2 separate regions of the Homo sapiens genome follow, and region 2 is linked to region 1. Evidence: chromatin contacts called from ENCODE Hi-C or POLR2A ChIA-PET data. All regions are on one chromosome and are shown on one strand. Each heading gives the region's core, a stretch centred on a gene start or an enhancer-like site at or near the end of the contact. The rest is flanking DNA. Distances are from core to core; before and after follow the strand shown.

Evidence for each region. Hi-C counts contacts between places; a loop is a spot of excess contacts on that map. ChIA-PET counts read pairs that join two places held with the same protein, here RNA polymerase II (POLR2A).
Region 2: a map of endothelial cell of hepatic sinusoid shows a loop between it and region 1 (4-fold over the local background). The contact joins two enhancer-like sites. A Hi-C loop is called at or near these places in 1 of 168 maps with a recorded cell type or tissue (endothelial cell of hepatic sinusoid). POLR2A ChIA-PET finds 5 or more read pairs at or near these places in 3 of 52 experiments (H1, PC-9 and activated CD4-positive, alpha-beta T cell).

Annotation. Positions count from the first base shown.
Region 1 is chr14:74,901,956-74,908,932 of GRCh38, forward strand. RPS6KL1 (ribosomal protein S6 kinase like 1) reads right to left here. Exons shown (of 12, transcript NM_031464.5): 10 at 6,895-6,977; 11 at 5,480-5,575; 12 at 1,996-5,169. The coding sequence ends at 5,059. DLST (dihydrolipoamide S-succinyltransferase) reads left to right here. Exons shown (of 15, transcript NM_001933.5): 15 at 241-1,788. The coding sequence ends at 375. Among named protein-coding and RNA genes, the nearest start is that of RPS6KL1, 18 kb to the right of the region's middle. Within about 2 kb of position 3,881, at least 7 of the 41 ENCODE cell types and tissues checked have a DNase peak (open chromatin) inside an H3K27ac peak, as active enhancers do.
Region 2 is chr14:74,961,101-74,968,077 of GRCh38, forward strand. No RefSeq gene overlaps it. Among named protein-coding and RNA genes, the nearest start is that of PGF, 9.0 kb to the left of the region's middle. RefSeq lists enhancers at 2,226-2,375, 4,135-5,334. Within about 2 kb of position 2,916, at least 7 of the 41 ENCODE cell types and tissues checked have a DNase peak (open chromatin) inside an H3K27ac peak, as active enhancers do.

The DNA of each region.
Region 1 (6,977 bases), core at 2,631-5,130:
TTTTTAAAAAATAAAAGGCAGTTGTGAGAAGACAGTTTTCTTGGCAAACTTTGTTTCTGAGTGGGGAAGCTTTGCACTGAGGGTAAGTCCTGGTCTTTGAAATACTGTAAATATGCAGAGGCAACATCAATAGGAAAGGCTCTGGAATTAGGAACTTTCTTATGGGCTGTGCTAAATCTCCTTCAGCGAGGCTGGCTGTGGCTTGCTGGAGACAAACCTATTTACCTTTCCTCTCTGTAGGTAGAGGTGCGGCCCATGATGTACGTGGCACTGACCTATGATCACCGGCTGATTGATGGCAGAGAGGCTGTGACTTTCCTCCGCAAAATCAAGGCAGCGGTAGAGGATCCCAGAGTCCTCCTCCTGGATCTTTAGGAGGAACCCACACACCCTACAAGTTGATCATGCAGGAACTGAAAACCAGTCTTCTCCCTGTCCCCTCATGGGTCCCGGGTTAGCCTGGTGACAGGCAGACACATGCTGTTGGCCTCAAGCAAGGAAGCAGAGCACTGTGTAACCAGCAGTCACAGGTCTTTTCTTGGCGTTCCTGCCAGGCTCTCCCTCTCTGCACCTGTCTCATAGCCTCGAATATCTTAATTCCTTAGGCTTAAGAGAGAGAGCCTTAATGGATGCTCATTCATATTCCTGCCTTTCTTCCATCAGCTCTCTGCAAAGATGATTTTGCTTTTCCCTAGTGCTGGTATACTATAGAGAAACCCCTGGGGACCATGTGATTAAGTTCCTATCTTTTGAAAGTTTGTTCTGCAGAGACTTCTAGGAGGATGCTGTGCCTCCCAAGCTCAGAGCAGCCTCTGTCCTGGCTGTGCACATTCTCCCTTGATTCCACTTGTGTGGAGGGATTGAACACAGGCAAAGAGGTGCTGCTTTGCTTCTTCAATGGCACCTTCATTCTCCGTTGTCATTGACTTCAAGATGCCTCTTCTACCTCTTCCAGGAAGCACAGGCCAGGGGATCTGGGTGTGTGAGTGGGAGGAGAGGGCAGAGGTCCCCTGAGGTCATGCATTGTAATCATCATAGAAGGAGAGCCCAGGCCTGCCCTCACGCTCTCCATCATAGGCTGACACCAAGAAGACTCGTCTTGGCACAATCTCACACAGCTGGGGCTGTAGCAACCCTTTCCAACCCCTTTGCTGGTTGCTGGGCCTCATTCTAGCACCTTGTTCTTAGAGCAGATTCTAGCACATCATGGCAGTGGGACCAAGCGTGGTCCCGAGGAAGGGCCAGAGCCTGGTAGAGACTAGGGAAGGGAGGTCTCCTCTAGACTGACTCACATTGCCTTGAGCTTTTCAGTTAAGTTGCTGTAAGCACCTGGGCTGAGGAGGCAGTTTTTGTTCCTTCCTGCGTTATAGCGGGGCCTTGTCTCTTCCTCTGCAGGACACAGATCTGGAGGACGTGGACTGGGGTAGGAAACCACCCTGAGGGTGTTAGTACCTAGTGGTGAAACGGATGAGGTCATTTCTAAGGTGTGTTGCCCGTGGATCTGGGCACAATCATTGGAATTCCTTGGAGCCACTGGGATTCATGGCTTTGTATCCAACTGCATCCAGGCCTGAGGCTGCTGACGTTTGACACCAGGGCCAGTAGAGAGTGCCCTTTTGTATCTTAAGCCAAGAAGTGAGGCCTGGGGGTGGGGGAGGGGGGAAGGGGTGGGAGCCAATACTGAGTGCCTGCAGCATCTACTACTCTGTCTTCACTATTCAGAACTTGTAACTAAAGTATTTAAAGAAACTGATTTTAAATGCAAATTAAAGGGCAGATATTCTCAAACAGGGTTCCTGTATCTGTTCCTTTTGGCTACTGAGGTGGTACAAGTCCCCAGCACTGTTGCACTGAAATTATTGAAAGCCACTCAAGGTCCTGTTGCTTATTTTGTGAAATCAGAAATCCCTTATGTGGAACTTAACACTCATAATTTGACAGAAGGTAGAACCCTGACTGCCAGCCGGGAAAGTGTTGCCAAAAAGAGTCAACCTCTGTAAAAATATTTGAAGAGATTTATTCTGAGCCAAGTGTGAGTGACTGATGGCCTGTGATACAACTCTTAGGAGATCCTGAGAACATGTGTCCAGGGTCGTCTGGCTACAACTTAGTTTTATACATTTAATACATTTTAGGGAGACATAAGATACCAGTCAGTACATGTAAGATGTACAGTGGTTTGGTCTGGAGAGGCAGGACAGCTCAAGACCTGGGGATGTTGTCATAGGCAGAATCAAAGATTTTCTGATTGGCAATTGGTTGAAAGAGTTATTATCTAAAGACCTGGAATCAATAGAAAGGAATGTCTGGGTTACAGTAAGGGGTTGTGGAGACCAAGGTTTTATGCAGATGAAGCCTCCAGCCAGCAGGCTTCAGAGAAAATAGATTGTAAATGCTTCTCATCAGACTTAAGGAGCCTGTTTTAACAGTAATTCCAAAAGGGAGGGGAGTATAATGAGGAATGGCTGGCTCCCTCTTCCCACCATGGCCCGAACTAGCGTTTCAGGTTAACTTTGGAATACCCTTGACTGAGACGAGGGGTCCATACAGATGGTTGGGGGGCTTAGGATGTTTTTTGTTTTGTTTCCATAAAGCATCATAGTCTCTTAGTGCCCCACCTTCCTTGAGCCTGTCAAGCCATACTCTAGAATAGAGAATTTGGGGTCACCATCTTTGTGAAGCCCTTTCAAAACACCAGTAGACTTGCATTTTTTGTGTGGGCTTACATTATTTCAGTGATGGATTTGGGAGGAGTGGGGGCATCTCATTTCATTTGGATTTGATAGCCTTGTGGACCAAGATGCTCAAGGTCAATACACATGAACAGGTGAGGGTTGATGACCTAGGAGCAGTGGTCAGTGAGCGTGAGTGTACAGGGTGGGTAGCTAACCTAGACTGCAGGTGGCAGGTGTGATGGAGTCCAGGCTTAAACACAGCCTTGTCTTTTCCAGAGTCCCTGTCTGCTGAGCTCTTGCAGTGAGGCCATCCCTCTGTGAAGGTCTGTCACAGGAGGGAAGTGGGTCCCAGAGAGTAGAACTAGAGCTCTAGTAGATAGAAAAACAAATTAGGTTGAATGAAAGGAAGAACAGGATTTGGTGTTAGAAGCTTTAATTTATCTATCTGGTAAACCTGCAAAATAGGCATTATTTACCCCATTTTATCGAAAGGAGGTCGACTGTAAGAGCTGGGACCCACAGTATTCTAAACTCAGGGCCCAACAAAGTGTCAGATGTGTAGCTTTGGGTGGATGAAGCACAGAAGTTCCAGAAGGGACTTGTGCTTCATGAAGCGGTGGTTGGAAGTGGTCCAGCCTGACTTAGGGAGAGTAGCAGAAGGAACACTAACTTGCAACTCTGGCTAGGTTGTGTCCTTAACCTTTTTGAGCTTCAGTTTTCTCAGGAGCTACCGTCTGTTGCAAGGGGTCACTGTGAGGATGAAACTGGTATTCCCCCAGGCACCATGAGCCTCTTCCAAGGCTTCTTCATCCTCTTCCCCACAGAACCTGGTCCTCCCCGACCCCACCCCTTCCCCTGAGGCCCACATGGCATGCTGCTCACCACCAGCCCTGCGTCCTACTTCCTGGCAGCCCCAAGCTCGCTCTTGACTTCACTCTGGAGCTTCTACAGGGGAGCCTTCCAACCTGCCCCAATGAGCCGTGGTCATTGCATGGAAGAAGCGAGAACACCGTAGGCCAGAGCAGGCTTTATTGGGGCCGTGTAAACCCCAGGGAGAGGCAGGACGTGGACCACAGAGAGTCATGTACAGGCTGCGCTTTCACTTGTCTTCTCTGTCTCAGTCTCCTGAAGAGCCCGAGGAAGTCAAGTCTCCCCACCATGAGTGAGGGGTCTGGTCTGACAGTTGGGCCTTCAGAGCCAGGCACGTGGACCGTGTCAGAAGCGCCACCTGGTGGTGACTGGGATGCTGGCAGGGAGGAGCTGAGGGCAAAACTCTAGTGGAAATTTCCCAGGTCGGTCCCACGCCCCGGTGACAGGGTGAACCCTGAGAGGAGCCCCCAAACTGGAGGCAATTGTCTTTGAGGTAACCACTCACCCCAGCTTTTCAGAGACCAGAGGCAAGACATTTCTGGCTAAGAGCCATGGATAGTTGTTCCATGCGTTTTGTGGTTTCTTATCCCAAAAGGGCATGAAGTCACAGTAGGCAGTGACATGGTAAACAGCCAGGGCCTGAGAGGGAGTCCTGATGGGCACACCTTGTCTAAACTGCTTTGGCCTGGAAGCTGAATTGCTGTCCTCTTGCACCCCTGGGGCAGGCTGCCCCTCTTCCCCCACACAGGCCCACTGGGGAGGAGGACTCTTGATTCTGGTTTCAGACTTGCTCTAAGGGGCAGACCCATGCATTCCTTCCTCCCCCCATTACTCTTATTTTCTTCCCCTCCCTTTTGCTCTCCCAAGTCTGAAATCACAAGATAGGGGGCATGGTCAGGAATCGGGGGTGGGGGGGTGGGGGTGGGGGTCATCCTGTCCCCTACCTCATCCCTCCCTGCACAACAGATGGCATCCCTGCTTCTGGGCCTCCCCAGCTGCACGAACAGCTTCTGGTGGAAGAGGCCTACTCGCTGTGTGACTAAGAGGACTAGCCAGGACAGTCTGGTTTGGGTCCACTGAGCCAGTGGATCAGTGTCCTGAGATGAGTCTCCAGAGATGTCCTGAGTGGGGCACAACATGGCAGTGAGTGAGTCACAGAACCTCACAGTAGGGTGCAGCAGGTGGTCAACAGCTCAGCGCCAGTGCCACAGAAGGCAACCTTTAACATGGTGAGTCCACATGCTCAACGGGTCTGTTGACTGATGGGTAGATGGTTCAAGCTGCTTAGCAGGGCAAGCCTTGACTGCCCCCACCTCCAGCTTTTCCAGGAGCTGGCCCTTCCTGGGTGGTGGCCATAATTCTGAGGCCCCAGTGGGAGCCCAGCAGGACAGACAGTGCCCTCCATTCCTCGCCCAAAGCCCGCTGATAGAGGGCCAGCCCTGGGTTGGGTGTCAGGCAAGGAGGAGAGGCGATCCAGACCAGGCCAGCTGCTTCCGTCACCCGCTCTGCCCTCTTACCCCACCAGCTTGCTCCATTGGATGGTACTGAAAAAGGGATGGGACTTGAGTTTGCTGACACCACCTTCTCCCATGCCCAGGCGCCGGGTAGGCTCGAACTGCAGCAGCTGCAGAGAGAGGCCCAGTCAGCTGGGCCACTCCAGCTGTGGAGGCATGGGGTGACCTCCAGGGACTCCAACCACTATGGCCTCTAGGGGGCCTGCTCCCTGGCAGCCTGGCCCACAGAACCCCCATTTTACCCTGGGAACATTGGTGGTGGTTGGCCACCAACATATAGAAATGTGTTGCCCCTACTGCCCTCTGCACCCACATCAGACACTGAGCACGAAGCACACGTGGTTCAGACACAGTTCTGTGCCCCTCCCAGCACCTTCCTCAGGCTAGGCAGCTGCTTCCTCTGGCCGGGCTACACCTCACCTCAGTCAGCAGAGAGGCCGCTGGGCGACTGAGCCACTCGGGCAGCTGGAGCTGGGTGTGGGCCTGGATTCCTGAAGGGTGGCTCTGGGACAGTGCCTGGGAGGACACAGGGAAGGGCCTCTGAGGAGGCAACCCCAGGACCGTCTACACTCCAGTGGCAGCCAGGATTTTTTTTCCCCATGTCACAGCCCATGAGGAGGATGACAATAATGATAGTTGCTACAGCCAGACACAGTGCCTGATGGCTAAGCAGTGCCTTTATGTTATCCACGAAAGGCAAGAAACAGGCCCAGAGAGGTAAAGGGACTTGTGCTGAGTTCAGGGTTTGAACCTAGGTCTCTTGGCTCCAAGCTTGCTAGAAGCAACTATCTTGGGTTGCAATCAGGGCAGGCACTCTTGGGAATAGTGATGGAACTTGTCTCCTTATTTTAAAAATCCACACGGGCTGTTCATTTGGCAGCAGGCCATGGCATGCTACCATCGGGGCCAAGGCAGCGGCGTGGCAATAAAAGAAAATAGGACCTCTCCACACCCCAGAAAGGCACAGCTTTGAGGAGCAGAGGGTCTGTCTGGAGGGAAGTATGAGCTTCCAGGAACCCCCAGGAGGAAGGCCAAGAGCTCTGGGCTGGAGAGGTGGGAGGAGACAGGAAAAGAGAGAGCCACTCTGGGGGAAATTGCAGCCAGGACTTTCGGGACCCCGTGCCATGGGACGAAAGCAGGAGGGAGCCTGGATGGACTGGTCAGCTCTGGACTTCAGTTCACGCTGCATCCATTTCGGCTATTTCCTGCTCAAATGCAATTTGGCCTCCCCCTTGCTGCCTACATAACTGGCCTCAGTTGCAGTGTTCAGCTCATGAGGGGAGGACAGAAGGCAGAGCCATCAACTGTTCCCAAGAGTGCCTGCTCTGATTGCAACCTGCAAACACAGGTTCCCGGAGTGTTTGCAGGGGGATCTTTTGAGCTCTTGGCTGACCCAGGCTGGACAGGGCAGCTGCTTGCCTGGGTGAAAGAGCCCCTCTCTCCCATCCTCCAGCTAAGGTCTGGGGGTGACAGCCAACGAGGTCATGGGTGGGAGGAGTGAACAGCGGGCTCAGGATGATTGAACAGCCTTCCAGGGAAGAAGGGCTGTGTCACATTCCGCGCTTCCTCCAAATCTGACACCACCTGGGCCCAGGCTCTCTGGCAGAAACCTTCCCTGACCATCCCACTCTACTCGTATTCATAGAAGTTGACAGTCTCCTTAGCTATAGCCAACTAATGTGTTGGGAGTGCTAAGTGTGTCCCTGGCTTCGGGGGCAGTTGTGCTGGTAGGACAGCCAGGCAGTCTCTGCCCAGACTGGCTGGATGGACTAAGCCTGGCCCATCCCACACTCAGTGGCACCCACCAGGGCACTACACCCAGCCCAGCCACTCACCATTCCCGTCAGCAGTTCATACAGTAGAGACCCAAAGCTCCACCAGTCACAGGCTTCCGTCAGCTCGGAAATCCCACCCACCT
Region 2 (6,977 bases), core at 1,666-4,165, 58 kb after region 1:
CTCAGCTGTGCTAAGAGTGGTGACAAAGGGGGACTCTGTGCGTGCTTGGCCCTAAGCTTTAATGGAGGGACCTGGCTTAATGGTGGCAGCAAAGTCAAGGACCATCAAGGACATAGGGAGGCTCTGGGAGCCACAGCCCACACCTCATGTCCAGACAGCCTCCCGAACACTGAGTCTCCTCCCAGGCTCTTCCAGGACCCAGCTTCAATAACCTGGGCTTTATTGAAACCTGGGGGGAATTTGAGACCAGTCTGGACAACATAGTGAGACCCCATCTGTATGAAAAAAAAATAGCCAGGCATGGTGGTGTGTTCTTGTGGTCCCAGCTACTCAAGAGACTGAGGCAGGAGGATTGCCTGAGCTCAGGAGGTTGAGGCTGCAGTGAGCTGTGATAACACAACAACACTGCTCTCCAGCCTGGGCGACAGAGTGAGATCCTGTCTCCGGAAAACAAAACAACAAAAAGGAAGAAGAAAGAAAAGAAGAAAACTGGAGGACTGGAGTGCCAGCCATGGCTGATTTGAGAGAGGGTGTTTATATCCCAGTGGTGTAGAAAGCTCTTCTGAAATCCAGAGGCCGGGCACCTGCTCTGTTCCAGGTACCCCAGAGGGTGACAATCCCTCCCCAGCTGGGGATGGCTTGGTGAGCTGCTGTTCAGGAGCGAGTCCTCTGAGCTATCTTCATTTTCTGCTCTTACAACACAGGGCCCTTTCTAAGCCTTGGACCCCTACCTGTCTGTTGCCCACCAGGGATGGACAATCAGCCAGTCCCTTCCCAGCTGGGGATGGCTTGGTGAGCTGCTGTTCAGGAGCGAGGCCTCTGAGCTATCTTCATTTTCTGCTCTTACAACACAGGGCCCTTTCTAAGCCTTGGACCCCTACCTGTCTGTTGCCCACCAGGGGTGGACACTCAGCCAGTCCCTTCCCACCTGCCTGGGACCCACCACATCCTTAGTTCCCGGGACTGTGCCCCTCTTCTCCTAAGCCCCTTTCCCATCCCCATTGCAGCTCTCAGCTGCTCTGGCGAGAGGGGCCCAGGGAGACCTTCTTCCTCAGGAACAATCACCCCTTTCTGTTGTGTAAGTGATACACGAGGAGAGGAAGCTATTTGTAACTAATTGGCTGTGATGAGGAACGGAGGCTTTGGAGAAATGGAGAGCCTGCGATCGCTCGGGGCGGTCCCGCCTCGGGTTGACAGCTGGGTGGTTCTCCTCAGAGGGGGCAGTAGGTCACCACTTCCTCTGCCCCCACTCCACTGGGGAGGCCTGGGGGATGCTGGCAGGTGGTGGCTCCTGCCATTTGCACCTACTCTGTGCAGGCTCCCTGCTTAACACGCTCAATACTTGGAAATTTCTGAACCACCTTCAAGGGAAGTATTATTGTGCCCACATTTCAGCTGAGAAAATGGAGGTCAAGAGAGGTGAAGTCACTCATGCGAGGTCCTGGGTCCCGCAGCCCGCAAGTAACAGAAGCAAGAGAAATGGACAAGGATCAGCTGAGGCTGACCTAGGAGACAGTGTCGGGGAGGGATTAAGATCCTGCTTCTTACTGGCCGTGTGACCTTGGGCAAGTCTTTGCAGCTTCCTAACCCATCTCAGGGGCGGGCTGTGTGGCTTAAATGAGGAAGAGGAAGCCAATCATGCAGCACAGTACGTTGTAAATGCTTAACAACTTCAGTGATCTTGATTGTTTCGGGGAGAAAATACATTTCCTCCAAGCTCCTAGCAGACCACCCTGGTCACCTGTCAGGGAAGCCATCCCAGAACAGGAGAGTCTCTGGGTTATTTCTCAGCCCTCCAAGGGGAGGAGCCAACCTCCAAGACCCCCTTCTCCATAGAGAAGGATCTGGGGATAAGATGAGAGAGAAGAGGGTGCCCATGTCCATGGGGCCTGTTCTGTGTGCCAGGCACATAAGGAGACAGAGGTGATCCCAGTTCCTAGACAACCACAGATAATTATGAATCAGCCTCTGATGAACACAGCCAAGGTACAAAATGCTAAGGGAGCATAAACGGTGGGGAAGATGATGCTAGGCTGCGTGTGTGCGTGTGTATATAAAGGTGGGGAATCAAAATACATATTGGATCTCCCTGGCCTGGGAATCCTGACCATCCCTTCCCTTAGGGAAGGCATCCGAGCCCTGCTAGAAGATTCTGTGAAAAGGGAGAGGAGATGGGCCCCGGGACCAGGGCCTGAGGCTTCTTGGAGAAGGAGGTCTTAATGCCCCAGCGTGTCTTCAAGGTGGCAGTGTGACTAAAGTCTTCTTCAGGGGACTTCCCCACCCCAAATGGGGAAAAAAAAAAAAGCAATGCCTGCTTTCTGGGTGGTAACTGAAGGACTTCCCTGAGCGACTGTGGGAGGGGCTTGGGGTCCCCCATGTCTCAGAGACAGAGGAAGCGGCCCCTCACCCTCTGCACACTGTGTCCAAAGGCTGCAGAGTCGGGAGGCAGCCAGTCTGGCCCCGAAGGCTGTCACTCGGCATCCCGGAGCTGGCACTGGGGTGAAGGTCTGGAGTCTCCGCTTGGCAGGAGATCCAGTGCTCATCCTGATCCGGGGAGCCTGGGGGATGGCAAGGGGCTAATGTGCTTGTTGGGAGTGACGCTGTCTCTGCTAGGGAGCAGGAGGTCAGTGGGGACAGTACGGACTAAACTCATAATTGGAGCAGCATGGATCTGGGTGAGGACACTGGGAGAGCTGGATCTGTTCCATTTTACTGTCATCCCTTGGAGTGTTACAGCTTGGTCAGTTGTCCTCTGTGCTTCAGAGAGAGCGAGGCCAGGGTGGGTGATTCCACAGGACCAGAGCACCTGTGTGGCAGGCTCAGATTTCATCCCTGACAAAGAGCAGAGGCTCCTGGCAGGGGTGGCCTGAGCTAAGGAGGAAGGAGACAAGAAACTGAGTGTTCTATGAGTTCTTCCTGCATTCAACCCTGTACGGTGCCAGCTCTGGCTCAGTGCTGGGGACACCAAGACGGTGATGGCTCTCGAGCAGCTTCCAGTCCAGGAAGAACAGCTTAACATTGGCTTAATACCAAGTCTGTGCAAAAAAGAGCTTCCAGGGGCTCTGACGCAGACTTGTGGTTGCAGGCAGCTGAGCAGGTCTGCACGTTCCAGGTGGCCTGTCCTCTCCAGCACATTCAGGCGTGTGGAAGACAGAGTGTTCGGGAGACTTCTGAGGAGGCCCACAGAGGGAGCAGGAAAGGGGTCAAGAAAGATGTGACCTGGAGAAAGTAATGCTTGTGTAGCATCTTACAGGACGGATTGAAGCTTATGAGGAATAGAAGGGCAGAAAGGGCATTATAGTCAAGGAGTGAAGCTGGACACAGTATGGGTTATTTGAGGAACATCTAGGAATCTGATGGGGCTAGACTGTGTGCAGGGGAGGGGAAGGGCTATGCCTGGAGGTGAGGCTGGCTGGGGTCAGGTTGTGAAGAGATTTGAAGACCAGACTGAGAGTTCACAGTTTATTCCAAGGGCTCTAGGGAGCCATCGCCGGTTCTTGAGCAGGGGAGTGATATAGCCAGATGTGTGTTTTGGAGAAACAACTGAGGACAGGTGAAGGGTTTGTCCCAGAGGCAGGAAAACAAGATCTGTGGTTACTGCAGAGCTGAGTGGCCTGAATCAAGACAGTGACCGTGGGAGGAGAGGGATGGGACCCAGTGTCATCCTGATAAAATAATTTGTTTCTCAGCCTTTTTTGGAGCTGGCTGTGGCCTTGGAACTACGTTTTGGCCAATCCCTGACCCCTTAGAATTTCTTAGGGTCTGGGTGTAAGTGAAAATGTTGGGCTTGACCTTTGGGAAGTATCTTTAAAGGAAGGAGCATGTTTCACTGCTTCCCTATCTGCCAGACATTGCCTGGAATTCAAACCTGATGGTAGGAGCTCTTGCAGTCATCCTGGGCCATGAGAATTATTTGCAAGGAAATTGGTACCCTGAAAACTGTGTGGAACTGCCATACCGGCCCTGACCTGCTTACATCCAGAATTATTATTATGTGTTGGAGAAATAAGCTTCTATCTTGTTTAAACCACTATTATTTTGGAGTTTTCTATTAAAATGTGCTGTTTCCCATTTTTGCCTTCTAAAGGTGAGAAAATTAGTCCCATGGTTCTATATGAGTGTCATAGAGAAAAGATTGCATTCTTCCATGGCTCCTCCTGGGAAGTGAGTCACATCAGTTTCCTGGGAAGAACTGGGCTCTTCCATTCCCTCCCAGTTTGAAGCAGGAACGAGGAGGCCACAGCTAAGGATACAGATGTTGTGGTCCAGCTGAGCTAGACCAGCCTCCCCAGATGCATCCCTCCCTTTCAGCTCTCATCTCCCATGGAGCACAGGAAGGAAACTGTGTTGGGGGCAAGGGGTGCAGAGGGGAGCCGGATTAATTCCACTTATGGTTGGATCTCCAGGGGTGGAGGAGACAGAAAGTCTAGCAGAGCTTTCAGCAGACAGACAGTGGACCTCCAGCTGGCCCCTCGGGCCTTGGACTCTTCTATGAGTCAAAGAACACTTGGCTGCTTCTCCAAAGATCCTCCTCTGCCTCCAGCTTCCTTCATCTGAAAGAGCAAGGTCTCGAGTCTATAGCCCAAGAGATCCTAAGGGACAGGATTGGCCCCTACTTTGGGTGTAATGAGGTGGGGGTGGGAGGGCGTGGGGTGAGAATGGAGGTGGAGTTGGAAACTGACATCTGTGATTTTACTCTCTTACTTTCCAGCTCTAGCTTCAGGTCAGGAAAGCTCTGGGGAGTCCAGTTCTCCCAGATGATGAATTCAATGCTCCAGATGACATCATGCACCTGAATCATTTCCGTATCTTTCTTCCAGGAGCCTGCAGAATTCCCTGGAACCCATATTCACCAAGCACTTACTACATGTCAGGGCTCATGTATACATGTGTGATCTTATTCATTTCTCACAACGGGCTTGAGAGGTTGGCATTGGTCCCACTTTAGTGATGAGAATCATGAGCACAGAGAGGTTGGGTAACTTACCTCAGGTCACCCAGCCAGTAGGTGGCTGAGCTGGAACTTGAACACTAGTTATATGATGCCAGACCATGCTTTTTGCATTAGACATTGCCGGGGTCCCGTGCTGGGGAAGGCCTATGCTGAGGTCACAGGGGGCAGTATATTAGTCCATTTTCACACTGCTATGAAGAAATATCTGAGACTGGGTAATTTATAAAGAAAAAGAGGTTTAATGGACTCAAGAGTTCCACATGACTGGGGAGGCCTCACAATCATGGCAGAAGGGGAAGGAGGAGCAAAGTCACGTCTTGCGTGGCAGCAGACAAGAGAGCGTGTGCAGGGGAACTGCCCTTTATAAAACCATCAGATATCGTGAGACTTACTCACTATCACGAGAACAGCATGGGAAAAACCCACCCCCATGATTCATTTACCTCTCACTGGGTCCCTCCCACAACACGTGGGGCTTATGGGGGCTACAATTCAAGATGAGATTTGGGTGGGGATACAGCCAAACCATATCAGGCAGTTTGCAGGTGATCCCACACCCGGATCAGATTGTAAAGGAGGGGCCCAATTCCCCCTTTCCAGGCCTCCTGCCTCTCATTCCCTCGTAGCACCTCCCTTTTTTCCTCATTTTTACTTCTGGTTGTCTGCACTGGAAAGATTTTCAGTGACAATAGATTTGTGATTCAACCAATAATAGTATTAATAATCTCTTATAGAGACGTATGATTTCAGACTCCTTTCATATACTTTGTGCTGGAAACACCGCTGTGAGGCAGATGAATGAGGTGAGGGAGACTCAGAGAAGCTGAAGAACTTGTCCAGGCCCACACAGCTAGCAAGGTTAGAGGTCAGAACCAGAACTCAGGCTCCTGGTTCCTTATGCTGCATGGAGTCTGACTTCTGATCTCAGTCCTCTTAGCACTTTTTTTTTTGAGACAGAGTCTTGCTCTGTCATCCAGGCTGGAGTGCAGTGGCACGAGCTCAGCTCACTGCAGCCTCAAACTCCTGGGCTCAAGGAATCCTTCTGCCTCAGCCTCTCAAGTAGCTGAGACCACAGGGGTGCACCACCATGCCTGGCTAATTTTTTTATCTGCAGAGCTGAAGTCTTACCATGCTCCCCAGTCTGATCGTAAGCTCCTAGGCTCAAGCAATCTTCCTGATTCAGCTTCCCAAAGTCTTGGGATTACAGAACCACCTTGCTTGGCCACTTAGCACTTTCTGAATGACATCTACCTTGTTCCAGGCCCTGTGCTGGGTACTGGGAGAGATTCTGAGGCTTAAGACACAGTCTCAGCCTTTGAGGAGCTGAAAATTCAGCAGTAAAAGAAAGAAAAGCCAAGGAATCACACGGAGACAGTAAAGCAGCAATTGGCAGGGGTCTCAGAAGAGTCCCTTGGAGGTATCACTTCTCCTAGGGATGTCTGCATCTCCCCAGAGACCAAAATTATCAATAACCATGTGCCACAGTCATGCTGCTTGCCATATCCAAATACCATCTCTATTAGTCTATTCTTGTGCTGCTAATAAAGACATACCCAAGACTAGGTCATTTATTAAGGAAAGAGGTTTAATGGACTCAGAGTTCCACATGGCTGGGAAGGTGTCACGATCATGATGGAAAATGAAGGAAGAGCAAAGGGACATCTTACCTGGCAGCAGGCAAGAGAAAGCTTGTGTAGGGGAACTCCCCTTTATAAAACCGTCAGCTCTCGTGAGATTCACTATCACGAGAACAGCATGGGAAAGATCTGCCGCCATGATTCAATTACTTCCCACTGAGTCCCTCCCACGACATGTGGGAGTTACGGGAGCTACAATTCAAGATGAGAGTTGGGTGGGGGCACAGGTGAACCATATCGCCATCTGTAGTATTACTTATTTACCGTAGTCCCCCTTATTTATCGAGGATATGTTCCAAGACCCCCCGTGGATGCCTGAAATCATGGATAGTACCAAACCCTATATAGTCTGTTTTTTTCCATAACTACATACCTGTGATAAAGTT